Linked DNA regions of Homo sapiens: regions 1, 3 and 4 are each linked to region 2. Evidence: read pairs that join two places in POLR2A ChIA-PET (ENCODE). Cell type or tissue: GM12878. All regions are shown on one strand. Region 1 overlaps NEK6 (NIMA related kinase 6). Region 2 has its middle 60 kb from the start of NEK6. Region 3 overlaps NEK6 (NIMA related kinase 6). Region 4 holds the start of LOC124902268 (a long non-coding RNA gene).

Region 1 (5,000 bases), 94 kb before region 2:
AGGTCCGCACACCGGAGCAAGCCATTCCCTGACCACCTGACACGAGCCTGCCCTCATGCATTTGCCCCCAACATCCCCCAGGCCTTGCGTGCAGCCATATTAAATGAGCGGTCCCCCTCCCCAGCAACACAGCACCCTGGTCCTTCCATGTCATTCCATGCACCAGCCTTGGACTAAAGACCCATCGGTGCCTCTCAATGGGCAAAGTCCCACTTGTCTGCCAGGACCAGATCTCTCGACCCTCCTTCATCTCGGCACTTTTTTTTTTTTTTTGAGATGGAGTCTTGCTTTGTCGCCCAGGCTTGAGTGCAATGGCGCGATCTCTGCTGACTGCAACCTCCGCCTCCTGGGTTCAAGTGATTCTCCTGCCATTTGAACCTGCTTCTCAGACCAGCCAGATGGAGCAATTACAGAAAGAAACTTAGCACAAGCCCAGGGGCTGGAAGGACTACCACGCCCAGGCAGACTGGCTGGCAGGGAGGAACTGACACACTACTCAGGCTCCCGAGTAGCTGAGATTATAAGCACACACCATCACGCCCAGCTAATTTTTGTAGTTTTAGTAGAGACGGGGTTTCGCCATGTTGGTCAGGCTGGTCTCGAACTACTGACCTCAGGTGATCCTCCCACCCTGGCCTCTCAAGGTGCTGGGATTACAGGTGTGAGCCACCATGCCCAGCCATAGTCTTGGCACTTCTTGTGGGACCTTGGGGAAGTCCCGTCCCCTCCCTGAGCCTTAAACGTCCCCATCCACAAAAAGGAACAGCCCAAGCTTGCAGGGAGGCTGCGAGGACTCTGTGAGCACACAGTGGGCAGCCAGGGGGCACCAAGGCCCCTTCTTCCCTTTCCCATCTGGTGGCATCTACACAGGTTTCTCCCTGAAGGTGGGCTGTTGAGGACACAAACTGCTTCCTTTGTCAGCATGTCTGCCTCCTCTGCCAGCCTTTAAGGGCAGGGACTGACCTTCGCGGTCATCTGTAAACCTCCAGTGCCTCACCCAGGCCCGGTGAAAAGAGGGCCACCCAGGGGGCGTTGGCAGAATGAATCTCTGACTAGTAGGTGGAGGGGGCTCTTCCCACCCTCCTGCAACCCCAAGAAACCTCTGCTGAGGGCTCAGCATCCCTGTGGTCACAGATCAGACAAAAGTCACTGGAGATTCAAAACCAACTGGGCCGCACACTGCAGGGTTCCCAGGGCCTTTTTGAAAATCGAGGAGCATCCCAATCACCTTTCACTTCCTCCTCAGGTAATAAAACCCAATTCTGGAAGAAAAAAAATGCAGAAGCTGTAAACATCTTGTCTCTCAGTTAAAGGAGCAACAAAGCATTTGGCTTCTGCCCAGAAGATTCTTGACTCTGGGACCTGGTCAAGGCTGGGTCCGCTCCCAGCCTCCCTGAAGATGAAGCTGAGATCTGCTGAGTGCTTCCTCTGTGTCGGGCACTGCAGGCAGCAGCTCAGCACATCCCTGCTGTGAGGTCTGCAAGCCCTTCACTTTTACAGATGAAGAAACTGAGGTGCAGAGAAGTTAAATGACTTGTCGAGCTCATGCAGCTGATAAGCAGCATGGCCTGTTTTTGAACTCAGATCCAACCCTCTCCAAAGTCTGCATTTTAATCATTTGCCTGAGGTGATCCTTGGTGACCACAATGCAGCTGGGGAGAGCTGCGGTCTCACTCTAGGAGTCCCAGGCCCGCTAGCAGGCCCACCATCCCAGAGACCCCTGCCTGCCTGGGAAATGATCTTGCTCTCACCTCGAGGCCTTGGCAGGCTCTGCTCCTCCTGCCGGAAATGAGCTGCCTCCCAGCAAACTTCTCTCCTGGGCATCTCCTCCAGGCAGCCTTCCTGGACTCACCCCGTCACTCCCAGCTCCACAGCCTGCTCCCCCGTGCTGTCTCTAATTCATGTGTCTTCTTCTCCTTGAACATGGAAATGTCCTTGAGGGTAGAGACTAAACCACTCTCTCCATGGCCCCAGCAGTTGGCAGAGGAGAGGCTGGGTAACTGGTTGCTGACTCAGTACAGAAACACCTGAGGCCAGGAGGGAGAAGCCTGGCCCCCCGAGACCAACTCATGCCAGGGGGACCACTGGGGAGAGGCTGGGGCTTAAGGGAAGGGATGGATTTCAGAGCAGAACCGCAGCTACTACCCTGCTGACTGACAGTGGAAGAAGGACCAAGTGGAACAGCCCCGGGGGCTGGAGGGCTTCGGTGTTTGTAAAAAACTCACCCTGGGTCCCAGGCGAGCATCTAGAATCCCATCCAGTGGCCTCCATGCAGGGAAAGCTTTCAAGCCCGTGGCCTCCCCTAATTTTCTCTCCTTCCCACAGGCAGGAAGGGGCAGACAAAACCCACCCTAGAGAAAGAATTGCTTTTTCTGCTTCCCTGGAAACTCAGAAGTTCTGGCCAAGCCCAGGGATTACTCAATGTGAAAGCAGCCATCAGCAGCCACCCCTGTCCCAGGCTAGTGGCAAAGGTCCTGTCAGGTTGGTGGGACTGGCTGAATGGGCAGCCCCACCAGCAGGTGGCTGAGCCAGCGGTGGGTGGCAGAGGTGCAGCCAGGTCAAGGTCCCTGGAGCTCCAGCCCTGGAGGTCCCTGGGGCCTGGTTCCCCATCCCTCGCTGGACACACCCCTAAGAGCAAGCGGTTCCCACAGCAGGAGGCAGAGAAAGTCAGGGTACCTTTTGAAGTGGCTCCTGAGAAGCTCCAGGGAAGGTCTGCTCCACTCTGGGTTGAGGGCAGACATGAGGTGCCTGGGCCTCCAGGGAGCTGGGTCGCCTCTCTGGGCTGGGGTGGGTGCAGGAAGAAGGGCCTCTGTCTCCGCATGGGACTTCCCCTTCCCAAGACTCCGGTCCCCAGACACCGCCAAAAGGAAACTCCCCCACCATGCGCTGCTCTAAAAATAGCTCCGGCTGCCACCTCCAAAGTGAATGGAACTTGTCACAGCCGCCACGGAGCCCCCTGCTTACCAGGGACTGGAATCTGATGGCAGCACCACCCGATTAGACCAGTGTAGGCTCAGGGAGGGACAAGGGTCCTTTCCTTTGGTCCTTGTGCTCGCTCCCCACCTATCCACACTGGGGCCCAGCAAAATGCTGAAAAGCATAACTGTTCTTGCTGTTTGTTTATTTATTTATTTATTTGAGATGGAGTTTCGCTCTTGTTGCCCAGGCTGGAGTACAGCAGCATGATCTTGGCTCACCGCAACCTCCGCCTCCGAGGTTCAAGCGATTCTCCTGCCTCAGGCTCCCAAGCAGTTGGGATTACAGACACCCACCACCATGCCCGGCTAATTTTGTATTTTTAGTAGAGATGGGGTTTCTCCATGTTGGTCAGGCTGGTCTCGAACTCCTAACCTCAGGTGATCTGCTGACCTCGGCCTCCCAAAGTGGTAAGATTACAGGCGTGAGCCACCGTGACCGGCCCTTGCTGTTCCTTTAAAAGCTTAACCCTTTCTATTCTCTCCTTTGTAAACTGGGCCCAAATCCTTGGTTGCCCATGAGATGAGAGCCCTGGCAGGCGGCAGTCCTGGTTCAAGTTCTGGCTTAGCCACGTCCCAGTTGTGTGCACCTGCATTCTCACGGGTAAAACAGGGACAAGGGTAGTATCTACTGCCCGGGGTGCTGGTGGGTTACATGACATTGCACGAGTTGAAAGAGCTTAGGGCCAGGCGGGGCACAAGGCAGATACCCCATCAGTGGGGTTGTTATTTGATTGTTATTGCATCTTTATTCGGGCCCTGCATTCTCCAAAACGAGGGTGCGGATCCAGGATCAGAGGATGAGGAGTGTTCGTCTTCCCTTCGGGACCCTGCAATGACTCAGACACAGTTCCTGTTCTTACAGGTCCCCAGGAGCAGGCCCTGGAACTGCTACCCACAAGCTAAAAAGAGCACGAAGCTGCTCAGGAAAAGGACCCATGGCTGCTGCTTCTGGCGGGGCCAGGTCACGGGGAGCTTTGGACAACAGGTAGAAAACCTGAGGTGGCCCAGAAGGACCAGCAGGGTTTGGACTAAAGGGGAGGGGGATTCCCAGTAGAGGACACCGTGGGATCAAGGGCACAGAGGCCAGACAGACCCCCCGCCACCCAGTCTGTGAGAGGAATCTGGGCTCTGCAGGCCAGCCCCAGCCCCTGGTCCCCAAGAGGGGCTCTCCGTGGCCAGCACCTGCTTCCTTTTTCAGAACGAGCCACTTCTGCCCTGGGCAAACCACCCCTGTGCCCCATCTGCAGCTCATCGCCACTGGGACTGACACAGGCATACAGCAGCTGAGGCCCTGGAGGACGCGTGAGTGAGATCCTGGCACCGAGGCTCCGCCACCTGACACACACCTTCCCACCAGCCGGCCCCAACTGTCGGGCACATGCCAGGTGCCAGCACCCTTGGGGGCGGAGGCTGGGCCCAGGCCAGCCATCCACAGGCCCTGGGGGCCGGACTCCCAGTCAGGACCTGGTGCGTGTGGCACCCCTTGAGGAGGTGGCCACAGATCCATGTCCCCTACAACCCTGCTAGTGGGCGTTACCAGCCTCATTTCACAGAGAAGGCTCCAGATAGGCCAGGCCAGGGCCTCCTGAGAGTCACCGTGAGCCCCCAGCATCATCTCCACGTGGCTGTGCACACCTCAGTGCATCCAGGTGGCGGCGTCTTCTTTGCCCAGTCCTACCACCCGTACGGTGTGACGGGGCTGGCGCGTAATCACAGCATCTGGGGCCACACCATGGCAACCCCTGCACCTTCCTGTGTCGCTCTCCTTACCAGGATCCTCACTGAACCCTGGAGTTGGGCTTAGGAAGTATGTGGCCATTTTTAGCTCCGCAGGAGTGGCTTGTGCTCTGAGCTGTGCTGTGTGTGGTCTGGTGGCCCAGGACTCATACAGGCCAGACTCCCATAGGGCTGCATGGTCTTGGGAAAGTCACAGGCTATCTTTGGGCCTCAGTTTCCCCACCTGCAACATGAGTGGGTTGGACTCCACAGTCTAGAAGCGCCCTTCTTGTGCAGATGCTTCTT
Region 2 (5,000 bases):
GATCACTTGAGGTCAGGTGTTCGAGACGAGCCTGGCCAACATGGTGAAACCCCGTCTCTAATAAAAACTACAAAAATTAGCTGGGCAGTAGTGGCTCGCACCTGTAATCCCAGCTACAGGGGAGGCTGAGGCAGGAGAATTGCTTGAGCCTGGGAAGCAGAGCTTGCAGTGAGCTGAGATCGTGCCACTGCACTCCAGCACTCCAGTCTAAAAATAAAACAAACAAAAAGATACATGGCAAGAGGAAAAGCTGCCCCCTTCGCTTGCCTCTCTGTATGACTGAAGACATAACTCCCGGCCCTGCAGCAGCCATCCATGACCTTTGGGGACAGGCTTGAGGACAAAGTGAACCTGCCATGAACACATGAACTAGTCAGCTGTTGCTACAGTAATGCTGCAAACAGCCCTCCCCAAACTCAGTGACCGATGCAGTCTTGTCTCAGGCTCCCAGGTCATAGGCGAGCAAGTTGATGTGGTTTAGCTAACCTAGAATGGGCTGGCCCCCGCTGCGTCAGGCTGCAGGCTGGGCTCTGGTCTTCCCCCAATGTATTTATTCTGGGAACCAGGCTGAAGGGATGCTACAGCTGGGATGAATTCTTCTCATGGCAGGTCTCAGGAGTGCGAGGGTCTCAGTCAACTCACATGAGCACATGTAAGGCCTTGGATGACCAGTCATGGTTGCTCATGCCTTTAATCCCAGCACTTTGGGAGGCCTAGGCAAGTGTATTGCTTAAGCCCAAGAGTCTGGGACCAGCCTGGGCAACATAGTGAGACCCCCGTCTCTACAAAAAATTTAAAAATTTGCTGGGCATGGTGGTGGGCACCTGTATTCCCGGCTACTTGGGAGGCTGAGGCAGGAGGATCACTTGAGCCTAGGAGTTTGAGGCTACAGTGAACTATCATTGTCCCACTGCACACCAGCCAGGGCAACAGACAAAGTCCCTTTCTCAAAAAAGCAAAAAAAAAAAAAAAAAAAAAAATAAGAACTTGACTCACATTCCAATTGCTGATGAGAGTCACATGACCAAGCCCAGCACACCATTCAGGATGTATACTCACCCAGGGCAGGTGGAGGCCTGTGAATATTTATGGACCAGTACCCCAACCTATCATACAGCCATGGACATAACTGACCCAGGAACAGCCCTGCTGGCCTTCAGTTTTCCCCTCTGTGAGACAGGAGTGTCTACCAGTCGAGTTAGAGTTTTTCTATTTGTAGCCGAGATGGAAGCTGGGTCGTGGGGTGGCGTGGGTGGCTGCAGGGCCTCCTAGGGGAAATGTACCATGAGAAAATATGGATTCTGGAGTAAGCAATAGGGCCTGAACAAAAAGGAGAGTTCCAGACTTGAGGTGGTGGCTGGGACTTGAACCCCCAACCCCATCCTCCTGCCGAGGTGTGTGCTGCACCCAAGGGAAAAGCTAGCTCTAGGTTTTTGAACTTAGAAAGCAGCTTCATCAACTTCTGCATTGGGGCTTAAGCACCTCCAGGTAGAGACCTCCTGAGTGAGCATAAAGCTTTCCATCACAGACCCAGGAGCTGCCCAGGTCTTAGGGGCTGGAGCTGTCAGGAAGGGTCTGGCGCTGGGTCAAGGCACAGGAAAGGTCTGTGTGGAACAGAGGCTGGTGCAGCAAAGGCTCAGGGGCCAGGGCCTGGGTGCGGTGGCTCATGCCTGTAATCCCAGTACTTTGGGAGGCCAAGGCAGGTGGGTCACCAGGAGTTCAAGACCAGCCTGGCCAACGTGGTGAAACCCCAGCTCTACTAAAAATACAAAAATTAGCTGGGTGTGGTGGTGGGCAAGTGTAATCCCAGTTACTTGGAGGCTGACCTGGGAGAAACGCTTGAACCTGGGAGGCAGTGGTTGCAGTGAGCCGAGATCATGCCACTGCACTCCAGCCTGGGCAACAGAGCAAGACTCTGTCTCAAAAAGAAAACAAAAAGCAAAAAACATGCTCAGAGGCCAGCCCAGCTGAGGTGCCCTGGTCAGATTCATAGGTCCATGGAAGACTCCATTTGGGAACAACCCGAACTCTCTTGTTGGGGCAGAAGGTGGGAGATTTGTGGTAGACTAGGGTTCTGGGACAAGGAGGTGGGCCTTGGGGCTGGGTGCTGGATGTGCCTCTCCACGTGATCTTCTTGCACCCAAAGGACATGGTGAGGCCTGTTCAGCCTTATGTCATGGCCTGAGGTTCCCAAGTTCAACACCCACATCTTCCATAGATACAGAAGTCCCCAGTGGTCAGCCTCCAGTAAGAAGAGAGTAGGCAGCGGGGAACGCTGGCTTAATAAATAAGAAAATAACAAAAATAAGAAGAAACGGGCCAGGTGTGGTGTCTCATTCCTGTAATCCCAGCAATTTGGGAGGCTGAGGTGGGCAGGTGACTTGAGGTCGGGAGTTTGAGACCAGCCTTGCCAACATGGTGAAACCCCGTCTACCAAAAACACAAAAATTAGCCAGGTGTGGTGGTGCATGCCTGTAGTCCCAGCTACTTGAGAGACTGAGGCAGGAGAATCACTTGAACCTGGGAGGTGGAGGTTGTAGTGAGCCGAGATCACGCCACTGCACTCCAGCCTGGGCGACACAGCGAGACACCGTCTCAAATTAAAAAAAAAAAAAAAAAAGAAATGACATCAACAGTTGCATCTGTCCATAGTGTGTAGCGCAGCATTCAAGGAGATCCCTGAGGCATCTGGGGTGTCTGATATCCTATAGGCACCAAGGCTTCCTTAATGCTGCCCCCACCTGATTTTAGAGTGGGGACCGCAGAACAATGTCTGGTCCACAAAGAGCTCAGCCAGGCTGACCACGGAGGCTCAGTGGACTGAGAAGATGGTCAGAATGTGTGGTTTCAACAGCTAAACCCAGACACCCTGGTGTGCGTTTCTCAAATTAGCGATATGTGGGTGGTGGTAGAGGGCAGTAGATCTCACTGGTTGTAACCACAAGCATCCTGGGGCCGTACTGGCAGTGGGGGAAGATGGTGGAGGTAGGGGAAGAAGGGAGGAGTGGGGCAGGTAGGCGAGGACCACGGGAACTGTAGGACTTTAGGGAATTCAGATGTGTCATAGTCACTGTGGCCAGCAAGGCCTTGGGTCCTCTGCCCACACAACTTCATGTCGTCTTGCAACCACCCCACTGGGAGGGGCTGTTACTATCATTTCACAAATGAGGAAGCAGAGACTCAGAGACGGGAAGTACCATGTGCAGATATGAAGGGAATGGAGCTCAGCTAGCAGTCTACGTGACCGTGGCCAAGGGGCCAAGAGGACCAAAGCTCAATTCAGGTCAAAACCCGTCTCTGAGAGGGTCCAACTGGGCAGGCAGGTGTGGTGGGCATCTGTGCTCCTGGCCAGCCCTCCAGCTCCCTTCTCTTGTATCCTCCTCTCCCCTAGGTGGAACCTCAGGGGCCATATTTGTACCTCTCTGCTCCCCTAGCGACAGCTGATTAGACCAGAGGTGCAGGCTGATTTGAGCTGAGCCAATCAGCTTCTTTCTCCTGTGACTTTGGCTTTGAGAATCAGGGATACTGGGTTGCCTTCCTGGCTGGTTATTTGAAAGGAGGCATAAAGCTGGGCTGGACTGGCTGTGTTTGGCCACTTGCTCATAGAATGGCAGAGAGAAGACTCAATCATGGAAAGGTTGAAATGCAGTTATGGGAGGGAGAGACAGAGACAGGCAGAGACAAGATAGAAAGAGGCAGTCATGCAGGAGAGATACTGAGACAAGGCGGGGAGCGGGAGAGGGAGAGAGAAAGGAAGGAAAATAAGAAGGAAGACTGAGATAAAGAGAGAGATAGTCACAAGGAGCCTAAGACACTACCTCCAGATCTCCTGACAACTTTCTGGGTCCCTACTCCTGCCTTCCTGAAGCTGCTCCATGTCCAGCCTTGGATCTCTGGGACCCTCCTGTTTTAATAAATTCCCTTCTCTTCTTGGGCTGTTTTGAAGAAGCTTTCTTTCTTTTATTTTTTTTACTTGCAATTAAACCCCCTGACCTCATTGCATTCAATCTGTACATTGTTTTGGGAGTACAGATATTAATAATATTAATTCTTCTCATCCATGAGCATGAAATAGCTTTCCACTAATTTAGATCTTCAATTTCTTTATCAATGTTTTCTAGTTTTCAGTATACAAATATTACACCTCCTTGGTTAAATTTATTCCTCAGTATTTTTTTAATGCCTTTGTAGATAAGATTGCTTTCTTGATTTGTTTTTCACCTAGGCTGTTGTTTTTGTGTAGATCTGCTATTGACTTTTGTGTGTTGATTTTGCATCCTATGACTTCGCTGAATTTATTTATTAGATATAACAGGGTTTTTTTGTGTGGAATCTTTGGGATTTTCTGTATATAGAATCATGTCATCTGCAAATAGAGATCATTTTACTTCTTCCTTTCTGATTTAGATGACTTTTATTTCTTTTTCTTGTCTGATTGCTCTTGCTCATACTTCCAGTACCATGTTGAATAGAAGTGGAGAGAGTGGGCATCCTTGCCTTGTTCTAGATTTCAGTAGGAAAGTTTTTGATTGTTCCCCATTAATTATGGTGTTAGCTGTGGTTTTTTCATAAATGGCCTCTATTATGTCAAGAAACTTTCTTTCTATGCCAAAACTGTTAAGAGTTTTTATCCAGAAAGGATGCTGAACTTGGTCAAGTGCTTTTTCTGTTTCAACTGAGATGATTGTGTGGTTTTTATCTTTCATTCTGTTAATGTAACGTACCACATTGATTGATTTGTGCACATTAAACCAGTCTTGCCTGTCAGAAATAGACCCTACTTGGTTATGACATGTAGTCTTTTTTGTGTGTTCTTGATTTTGGCTTGCTTATATTTTATTAGGATTTTTACATCGATGTTCATTATAGAGATTGGCCTGTAGCTTCATTTTTTTGTGTGGTATCTTTGTCTGGCTTAGGTATTAAGGTGATTCTGGCCTCATAACAAGTGTTTGGAAATATTTCCTCTAGCTCTATTTTTTTGGTAGAGTTTAAGAAGA
Region 3 (5,000 bases), 88 kb before region 2:
CCCATCTTGTAGGGCTGCCGTGAGGACCAAGTGAGGTACTTTACATGCAGGTAAAATACCAGCCCAGGATTATCAGGGCCCGGGTATGCAGAAGAGCTTAATAAATGTGGGTACTGGGCCGAGCAGGGTGGCTCACGCCTGTAATCCCAGAACTTTGGGAGGCCGAGGTGAGTGGATCACTTGAGGTCAAGAGTTCGAGACCAGCCTGGCCAACATGGCAAAACCCCATTTTTACTAAAAATACAAAAAATTAGCTGGGTGTGGGGGCGGGTACCTGTAATCCCAGCTGCTCAGGAGGCTGAGCACTGAATCACTTGATTCAGGAGAATCACTTGAACCCAGGAGGCAGAGGTTGCAGTGAATTGAGGTCGCGCCACTGCACTCCAGCCTGGGTGATGGAGTGAGACTCTGTCTCAATCAATCAATCAATCAATGTGGGTACTGCCACTGTTATGATTCCTGTTATCATAAACAACCAGCCCTCACGCAACAGCGATATCCCTGCAACAAGTATTTCCAGAAACCCACTTTCCAGGGAACCCCAGCCTTATGGACACCAGGCCTTTGGGCCTGTGGACCTGGAAGGAGGTGTCCAGGGCCTCTGGGGATCCGCCTTTTGGGAGGGCGAGAGAGGCTGCACAGCTCCTGCTGCATCCTCCCAGGAGCTGGGAAGTGATGGCAAAGCATTTTACAAAGTTACCAGGACAATGAAACTGAGCTGGCCCCCTCCCCCACTGTCTCCATAAAATAAATCTTGGCCCGTGGCTGGTGAGAGACCCTATATATTTACATGACGATTGTGCCTCATGATCACAGGGCTCATGGTTCCAGAGGGTGAAATGACACATTTCTTCTGGGCGGTTTTTTTTTCTTTTTTGAGACAGTGTCACTCTGTCACCTAGGCTGGAGTGCAATGGTGCAATCTTGGCTCACTGTAACCTCCACCTCCCAGGTTCAAGAGATTCTCCTGCCTCACCCTCCCAAGTATCCAGGGTTATACCTGCATGCCACTACACCCAGCAAATCTTTCTATTTTTAGTAAAGATGGGGTTTCACCATGTTGGCCAGGCTAGTTTCAAACTCCTGACCTCAGGTGATCCACCCACCTCAGCCTCCCAAAGTGTTGGGATTACAGGCATGAGCCACCGCATCTGGCCTGGTCAGTTCTTGATGGTCTACAGAGTGACTTTTGTCCACACTATCATAGGGAGCCGCATGACAACCTTGAAAGGTGGGAAGAGTGGGAATGATGTTCATTTTTGAGATGAGGAGATGGGGGCTCAGGAGTGGCCACGACTTGCCCAAGGCCCCTTACCAGCGGGTAGCAAGGTGGGGCTCGGCCCCGTGTCTGCCTACGTCGTGCTCCAGGCCCACCTTGGCACCCATCTCTGAATTCCCAGGCCCAACCAGGCTGGCCCCTGCTGGTGCCAGGGTAACCTGAAAGTGAGCCTACACAAAGGACAGGAGGACCTGGGGGCCCCAATCCTGGGTTCGAGTCTTGTCTCCATGACCTCCTGGCCCCTAGGTCTTTCCCCTAGGGATCCCCATCACTAGGCCAAGAGGGCTGCACCCTGTACGCTCCTGACCCTGATGTCCCAGGGTCTGTCCCCAGGCTTCCCGGTGTGGCCAGCTGTCCCTCTGTCCCCCGCAGCCAGGGGGGCATATCACAGCCGGGGGGCAGCAGGTGGACATATCAACACCTGCTGTGCCCCAGCTGGATCCCAGGTGAGCCAGGGCCTTTCGGGCAGGAAGGAAGAGGGGAGTGAAGTAGGATAGGGCTTGTGTACCTCATCTCACCCTGCCAGGCAGGGCTCATGCACCCATTTCACAGATAAGGAACTAAAGCTCAGAGAGGGGAAGTCCCTACTCATGTCAGCAGCTTCGGAGACAGACTCACACCCTAGGCTGGCAGCCTCTGGAGCTCATGGCTGGGGCGCCCAGCAGAAATCAGAAGGTGACCAGGCCCCTCAGGTCTAATGCCCTGGGGCCTGCAGATGGGACACAACTGGCCCCCGGGCCTCAGCCCCGAGTGGCTCAGGAGCCCAGGAGCACTGCAAGGAAACAGGAGAGCGAGAAAAGTGCAGGCCAGGCTGATGACTCAAATCACCTTTGACACGAGGAGGTGGGCAGAAGCACGCAGCATCTCTGGTGGGTTTCGCCTCGCTTCTTAGAAGGATGCGTCACCAGATTTTGTTTAATCAGCACTCACCCGACCTTCGTCCAGGGTGGCACTTCTTGGCTGGCTTGTCTCTGTGGCAATCACAGACTGGCAGGTGGGGCCACCTCCCTGTCAACAGAGGACACCTTCTCATTTCACAGCCGGGGAACCTGAGGCTGGGGGATTGGTTCCGGGACACACAGCAGGGACTCAAGTCTTCCAACTCCTTTGTCAAGAGGTTAATTTTTCTATTTGTGGAGAAGGGAAAGGAGGATCCTATAGAGCTTTAAAAGAAAGAGAGGGGAAAAAAAGAACTAACAGCTGAATAGAATTGCAACAAGGCCCCCAGCCAGCCCGAAGAGGTTTCAGACATTCTGTGCAGTCGGAATTCTTGTGGGCTGAAGGGTCACGCGATTTCCTCTGCAAAAGGCAGTGTTTAAAAAGTCTGACTGCGGGGGAGGGCAGGGAGGGGGGAACCGTTCACGAGACTAGGAGTCATGAGTTTCAGCCTTGGCTGCCCCAATGACTTGCTGAGTGACCACAGCGAAGTCCCTTGCCCTCTCTGGGCCTCAGTTTATCTGTATTTATTTAGTATGTACCCAGCATCGTTCTATGCACTTGAGTGATGTTAACTTACTTTAATCCTCATAACAGCCTTGTGAGACAGGTAAATTATTATCTCCGTTTTACAGAAGGGGAAAACTGAGGCTTACAGTATGCTGCCCAATAGAGGTGGGAAAACTGGGATCTGAACCCCGGTTGTGTGGCTCCAGAACCCACACTCCTAACTGCTGGTGGCCCGGCCCTCCTGCCTGCGGCCGGCCCTGGCTGCTATCTCGTGTCCTTTCTGTCCTAACAGGCTTTGCATCTGCGGCTTGGACACAGTGGAGCCAGCGGGCCTGTGTTTGGAGATCCTGAACCATCCTCCTCAATCTCGGCTGTTGCTCGGATCTGCTGCCTCTTCCATGAACTCTGATTTCTTCAGTTCACTCAGTAGCCTTCAGAAACTATAGCCTGGGAGACTCTCGGGAGGCTCCCTGGGTCATGGTGGCCATCGACCCAGCTCTTTGAGCCTTGCTGAGAGCCTCAAGTCCAAGCAGGAACAGACGAACCCACTCTGATGTCCGCTTGGAGTTTTACATGCAGGTCGGCCTCTGAGACTGCAGGAGGGGAGCCTGCCATTCAGGCATCCAAGAAAAGAGTGAGAAAAACATCTATTCATAGCCAAACAGAGCCTGCTCTGTGGAAACGGTGCTACCAACGCGACAAGCAGACCAGCTGTGTGAGGGCTTCCCGAAAAGTCTGACCTCAGAGCACCCGCATGGAGGGCTCAAAGGCTTGAGCGGTCACCAAGCCTGTAAAATATGCCTCGACGTTCAACCGTGCCGTGCCTGAGGGAATACGGTTCTGACCCAAAACCTGGGCTTGCCTTCCAAAACGAAATTCTTCAAACAACAGACATTTTTTGGCTTAAACAATCTGCTGATGTGTTTTCCTCTGCTCTCTAAAGTAAGGAATACTCACACTAACAGCCACAAAATCACGTGCCACTACTCCGTGGCACCTACTGCACCACGTATTTGGGTCCACTGGCTCACCCCATGAGGTGGGCATTCCTGCCTTCATTTTGCAGATAGGGAAACTGAGAGTCAGAGTGGTGTAAATTTGAAGACCTGGGAGACAGCAGAGGCAGGGGCTTGAACACTGGTGCCAGCCTGGAGTTGGGGATGAATCTCGGCAGATCCTGTGTCATTAAGGGAAGCTCCCACCAGACATGCAAGAGCAGAGAAAGTTCCACCAGGCGGTGCATGTGGTCTTGGACCCCAGACACACACATTCTTCCCTCCACAGGCGTCCGGAGAATTCCTGCAGGGGCAGGTGTGGAAGGACAGGGCCCAGCTGCAGTCAGAACAACTCCATAGAGACCGCCTCAGTCCTGCCTTTTTAAGACACTGGAACCCATTAACTGGGAATTTTGTGCTGAACGCCCAGAAAATCCCCGGAGCTTTGCTCATAGTTTTGGGTCAACATTGGATAATCATTAAACAAACGTGTGCGTGGTCGCTGCCACGCTCCCATTCCACTCCTGGGAGCAGGAAAGACCCGAGTCCGTTCACTTGAGGCCTCATGTTTCACCAGATCCCCAAGGACTCCATCAGTCCACATCCAGTATTTTATTTTATTTATTTACTTAGAGACGGAGTCTCGGTCTTCGCCCAGTATGGAGTGCAGTGGTGCCATCTTGGATCACTGCAACCTCCGCCTCCCTAGTTCAAGCAATTATCGTGTCTCAGCCTCCCAAGTAGCTGGGATTACAGACATGCACCACCACACCTGGCTAATTTTTGTATTTTTAGTAGAGACAGGGTTTCAACATGTTGGCCAGGCTGGTCTCGAATTCCCAACCTCAGGTGATCCTCCCGCCTCAGCCTCCCAAAGTGCTGGGATTATAGGCGAGAGCCACTGCGCCTGGCCCACATCTGGTATTTTAAAGATGGGGAAACCAAGCCACACAGCAGAGGCGTCACATGCCTCCAGACATTCCATTATTTGCTCACTCAATGGACACACAAGTGCTGGGCACCAAGCGTGTGCCAGGCAAGGGGGACCAATCTCCATCCTCAATGGGGCTCTCAGGCGTCCCTTAAACTACAACCAGGGTGCCCGCTGCTCTGCAAAGCAGGGTGTGGAAACACAAGAAAATGTGCGTGCAGTCTACCTGGGGCATGGGATTTTTCCTCGGAACGGGAAGCAGCTCTGAGTGGAGGAATAGGGGCAGGGCACTCCAGGCAGAGGGCATGGCACGTGCAAAGGCCTAAAGGTGAGGCAAGCCCTGTGCGAG
Region 4 (5,000 bases), 67 kb before region 2:
TACATTCCCGGAGGAGACGAACAAAGGAAATGTACACACACTGACTCAGTCCGGCACGCCGTGCCCACTCGAGGTCCTGTTGTAACTGAATCCAGGCGGACTCGACCGGACCTGCCAAGCCCAGGGGCGGACTCCCTCTCCTTTGCTCTCTTCTGTGTGCCATGTGGTGCCCAGTGATCCTGCCATCTGGGCACCCACGCTGGTGGCCCGCCAAGGCCACATCAGCTGCAGAATCTTTCCTCTTTCAATGCTGGGTTTCCTACTTTCTAAGATGGGGTGTAATCTGGGGTCCTGCTCATTTGCCAAAAAGTCATGTCTGTGCTCAGAGGTGGCTTGGTTAGCCTTTCCTCAAAGCAACCCCAAAAGATATGCCCTCTAAACAAAGTGTGTGCTTGGTAGAAAATGCAGCTTTAAGACACAGCACTGACCCATTCCAACCCAAAGCCCTCCTATGCAGACATGTGGGAGCTGCCTCGGCAGGGAAGGGGCATAGGAAGGAGAGCCTGTAACTCTGGGAGGTAGAGCCCTTCTGGGCTTAGGTTCCTCCTCATTGGAATAATTCGAGGATGAGCATTTCTCTAAGAAACCTCTTCTCCCAGGGAAGGGCCAGCTCAGCTCAATACAGCCCTGCACAGCCCACTGAGGGGAGTGAGGAACGTTTGCTAACAGATTCGTTCACTCCATATAAACATTCTCCAAGGATCCGGCCGCGTGCCTACTTAAAACTTCCCATTCACTCAACAAATATTAATTGAGCTCCTCCTATGTGTCAGGCACAATGCTGGCCATGGAGAACACTGTTGTGGTCCACAGACCAAGTCCCATCCCCTTCTAGAGTGCATGTTCAGTCTGTGAGGCAGGTTACAACTATGCGATGACAAGACGGATGCTCAGGGGCCCTGGCATGGTACCTGGGTGCACACTGTTCCTTCCAGCTGCCTGGGGGCCCTCACACAGGTCCTGAGCTGGGCAGCTGGTCACTTCCTGAGGGCACATCCTGGTCACTTCCGGAGGGCAGCCTCTGTCCTCCAATTTTCAGCTCAGACCCCCATGCTGTGGGTGTCCTCACAGCACTCAGGCTGATGCTCGTCAAGCACCACAGATCCTGGACTCTCTGGGTCTCTGTTTCCTCATCTATAAAATGGGCAGAACGATACCCACATCACGGCATCACTGGGAGGATGAAGTGAGTTCCCTCAGGTTAAGGGTTAGATTAGAACATGGCCCACAGTAAGTGCCTGGTAAGGCCATCTACCGACAGGAGCAAAGGCCAAAGAAGCAGGAGGAAGTTCCACAGCCCCACCTCTCACCCACCGGCCCCACCTGCCTCTCCACCTTGGGGTCTACCTGCCCTTCACCCCAGCCCTCTCAGCCCTCTGGCAAACCCCACGTCTCCCTCCAGGTGGGTTCAAACACCCCTCACTGCCGGAAGCTCTCCTACTTCCCCAGAGACTACATCCCAAAAAATGCCACCTGCAAATTGATCAAGAGCACCTAAGAAGGGGTTGTGACAGCCTCTGTCCCCACCAGGTGGTGAGAGGCCAATGGGTGGGGCCATTAGAGGGTCTTCGTGTGGGCTCCCAGCACAATGCCTGACCCAGGACTTCCATCCGGACATACGTCATGAAAGAATGAGATAACGTGCCACACACCAGCCAGCACAAGCATCTCTGGTTAGCAGAAGGGAGTCCACTTAGCCCATAGGACAATGGACGGTCTGTGTTTTTGCATCAAAACTTTTCACCCGCAGTCCAGGCCCAGGTGTCACAACCAGAGCCTTGACCTGAAAGCTGGGACAGTGATCTGATTTAGGCTACAGAGCAGCAGGCTGCATGTGGGACCTGAGGCTGGTCATGATGTCTCTCTGGGCCTCAGTGTCGCCATCTGTAAAAGGAGAGGTATTTTTTTTTTTAAAGCAAGACAAACTTGTCTTTTTTTTTTTGAGACGGAGTCTCACTCTATTGCCCAAGCTGGAGTGCAGTGGCGCCATCTCGGCTCACTGCAACCTCCGCCTCCTGGGTTCAAGTGATTCTCCTGCCTCAGCCTCCTGAGTAGCTGGGATTACAGGCACACGCCACCACGCCCAGCTAATTTTTGTATTTTTAGTAGAGATGGGGTTTCACCATATTGGTCAGGCTGGTCTCAAACTCCTGAGCTCGTGATCCGCCTGCCTCGGCCTCCCAAAGTGCTGGGATTACAGGCGTGAGCCACCGTGCCTGGCCAAAACTTTTATGTTTAACATTTTTCTCAGATATATTTAACCACTTTAAAGCAAACCGCTGGATGGGATGTATTACAATCACAATGTTGTGCAACCACCACCTTCATCCGGTTCCAAAACGTCTGCGTCACCCCAATAAAAACCCATGTCCCTTAATCAGTCGCTCCCCAGTCTCCCCTCCCCAAAGGCCCTGGAAACCACCAATCTGCTTTAGGTCTATGTGGATTTATCTATTCTGGCTACTTCATGTATCTTAAAATGACTCCTATGCAAAACCTCCTTATGTAAAACAGGCAACAGGCAGGTGGCTTTGCCCCCTTCGCCTCCCCGGAGCTCACGTTCCTCATCCTTAGTGGCCTTTCAGGGAAAGCTCTGATGCCAGGTGCCATTCTTTGCAGAACTCTTTTTTTTTTTTTTTTTTTTTTTTTGATACAGAGTCTCGCTCTGTTGCCTAGGCTGGAGTGCAGTGGCACAATCTCAGCTCACTGCAGCCTCTGTCTCCCAGGTTCAAGTGATTCTCACGCCTCAGGCTCCTCAGGCTCCCGAGTAGCTGGGATTAAAGGTGTCCACCACCACGCCCAGCTAATTTTTCGTATTTTTAGTAGCGATGGGGTTTTGCCATGTTGGCTGGGCTGGTCTCAAACTCCTGACCTCAAGTGATCTGCCCGCCTCGGCCTCTCAAAGTGCTGGGATTATAGGCATGAGCCTGTCCTGGTCTTTGTGATTTTTACACTACCTTTTTTGTCACATGGTACCTCTTAGCAGAATTCTAATCCTAAAGTTGAATTTCTAAGGCAGATCACCCCCAAGGGTGCCTGAGGATCACGGGGCTGGTGCCTGGTGTTACTGGCCCGTTTTCCGGATGAGGGAGTAGAGGCTGGGCCCCTGTGAAGCCCTCCTTGCATGAGGTGACTACAGAGGAGTGGACCTCCAGAGCCTGGTGACACCCTCTCCCACCACACAGACTACAGCTGGGTCTAGGGTGTGACGAGCTGGCAGAGAAGCCGCCCCAGAGCGATAGCCACTTCCGGAGGACAAGGATCTCTCCACCGGCTCAGGAAAACAAGCCAGTTTAAGGGAAACCCAAATGGCTTTGGGGGGCGGGGGCATAAAATGTGCAGGACTCCCTCAGGCCTTGCCATGCAGACCTTTTCAGGAGGACTGCCAGGGGAAGACGGCTGCTCACTTCTGCCCCACGGCCAGGCCTGTGACAGCCGCTCCTGTCAGCGCAGTCCTCTGCGGGGCCGACGCTGTGTAAATAATTAACAAAACATCTGCCTTGCTTCATAACACACCGTGGCTGACACAGCTCTCAGGGCCTTCAGAGACCCTCCAATGCCACGCCGAGGACTTATGGCCTCGCTTTGTGGGGACAGGTGGGAACGAGAGCAGATACTGACAGGCAAACATTTTCCTGAGGCGCCACAGGGCCACCCTGGTGCTTAAATCCTGCCTCTTTGCAAACTGCGCTGTCTCCTTCCCTTCCGTTTTGGGAGCCATGATCCTAGGAAGGTGCTCTGGTGGAATCCAGAGGGGTCCCCGGCACCTGCTTCTGGCCTTGTTTAGGGCCTCAATGCAGGGGCACTGGAGACACTCTGGGCCACGGACCAAGGGTCCCGGCTGAGTGACCCTGGGTGGGTCCTTGGTCATTAAAGATTTTCCATGTCTCTCATGTAATCTTGGGGAATGAGCATCAAGCACTTAAAAGGCGCTGAGCATCTGAAATGCATTATTTCACTTACTTCCTCCCCCGAAGCTTCTGAGGTCATAATATTATCCCTGTTTTCCAGATGATGACGCTGAGGCTCAGTGGGCGACGTGCTCATGAGAGGCAGGTCTGGGACTCCAGCCTCATTCACTCCATCGGGTGCCCAGGCTCAGGCTCTCAATGCGGCTGTGGGGGAGCGCCTTGCTCCCTCTGAGCCTCAGGTTCTGTTCCGTGAAACAGATGGGTGGCAAGAGTCCTTCAGACTCCAAAAGTCCACAATAAATAAACCCAGTGCTCGTCTCAACCCCAGTGGGTGTGTGCGAAGCTCTCTGGATTGGGAGCCCAGTGAATTCCTCATCAGCAGCTTGATTCATTAGAGCTGAAGGTCATGTGCATCCATCCTTTTGCAGGTGTCTTCCCAACAAGCCCAAGTTTCAAAGACGTTGAGGACAAGGAACAAGAGAGGGCAGGCATTCGAGAAGGGGCCTGTGGACTAATTCCCATACTGCCACTCACCTGCAGTAAGAACGCGCCTCTGGAACATGGAGAAGTTCTTCTTAAAGGGATCTCTGTTCACCCAGGTCAACATGACCCACCCCGCAAGCCTCAGCCTAATTCTGAAGCATGAGGGTTAAACAATTCGGGGAAAATGCAGGCACTGCAGGCTCTGAATGGCAACTTCCCTCCCCCTTCCCCTGTCCAAATTCCTTCACACTCTATGGAATTCCTACATAAAGCCCCTTTTTTCTTAGAATTCTATGAGGTCACCACCATGCAGATGTCTAAGAGAAAGAAAGAACGGCTCCGTGCAGATCCAGGCCACTGCAACTGAATGCATTTCAGATCTCGGCCACCCCATCTTTCAATTCCCATGGCCCCCCCACTCGCCCAGCCACAGCTACAGCGGTGGTGGCCAGTCAGGTCTGGTGGGGTGCTGTGATCCTGCCCTTGCTGGAGGCCAAGAAGGCCTGGCTAGAAGACCTGTGCCTTTACCACCAGATCACCCGAGAAGTCATCTGTGGAAAAATCCAGAATTGGAGACAATGGCGCAGCCATGTATGTGGGGGTCTG

Evidence for each region. ChIA-PET counts read pairs that join two places held together with the same protein. Peaks named below come from ENCODE experiments on the same cell type or tissue, not always from the same donor. Only the 100,000 strongest peaks of a DNase experiment are listed, where the experiment ranks them.
Region 1: POLR2A ChIA-PET joins it to region 2 with 14 read pairs; 4 of 35 experiments call an interaction of 5 or more read pairs at or near these places.
Region 3: POLR2A ChIA-PET joins it to region 2 with 11 read pairs; 4 of 35 experiments call an interaction of 5 or more read pairs at or near these places.
Region 4: POLR2A ChIA-PET joins it to region 2 with 15 read pairs; 5 of 35 experiments call an interaction of 5 or more read pairs at or near these places.

The regions. Positions count from the first base shown.
Region 1 is chr9:124,289,765-124,294,764 of GRCh38, reverse strand. The region is part of intron 1 of NEK6 (NIMA related kinase 6); the gene reads right to left. Among named protein-coding and RNA genes, the nearest start is that of NEK6, 34 kb to the right of the region's middle. RefSeq lists enhancers at 1,360-2,344, 2,583-2,642, 2,653-2,762, 2,783-2,982. In GM12878, CTCF peaks have their summits at 826 and 2,501 (motif pointing right); a DNase peak (open chromatin) is centred at 2,714; H3K4me3 peaks cover 4,999 bases; H3K27ac peaks cover 4,810 bases.
Region 2 is chr9:124,195,713-124,200,712 of GRCh38, reverse strand. No RefSeq gene overlaps it. Among named protein-coding and RNA genes, the nearest start is that of NEK6, 60 kb to the left of the region's middle. RefSeq lists an enhancer at 118-297. In GM12878, a CTCF peak has its summit at 3,095; DNase peaks (open chromatin) are centred at 402, 3,022 and 3,142; H3K4me3 peaks cover 1,231 bases; H3K27ac peaks cover 4,096 bases.
Region 3 is chr9:124,283,700-124,288,699 of GRCh38, reverse strand. The region is part of intron 1 of NEK6 (NIMA related kinase 6); the gene reads right to left. Among named protein-coding and RNA genes, the nearest start is that of NEK6, 28 kb to the right of the region's middle. RefSeq lists enhancers at 1,813-2,192, 2,693-2,762, 1,731-2,930 and a silencer at 3,019-3,193. In GM12878, no CTCF peak of the experiment used is centred here; DNase peaks (open chromatin) are centred at 2,179 and 2,359; H3K4me3 peaks cover 2,124 bases; H3K27ac peaks cover 3,782 bases.
Region 4 is chr9:124,262,464-124,267,463 of GRCh38, reverse strand. All of the region lies in intron 1 of NEK6 (NIMA related kinase 6), which reads right to left. LOC124902268 (a long non-coding RNA gene) reads right to left here and starts at 4,439. Exons shown (of 2, transcript XR_007061765.1): 1 at 3,964-4,439. RefSeq lists a silencer at 2,337-2,396 and enhancers at 3,377-3,466, 2,898-3,511. In GM12878, no CTCF peak of the experiment used is centred here; a DNase peak (open chromatin) is centred at 2,433; H3K4me3 peaks cover 5,000 bases; H3K27ac peaks cover 4,932 bases.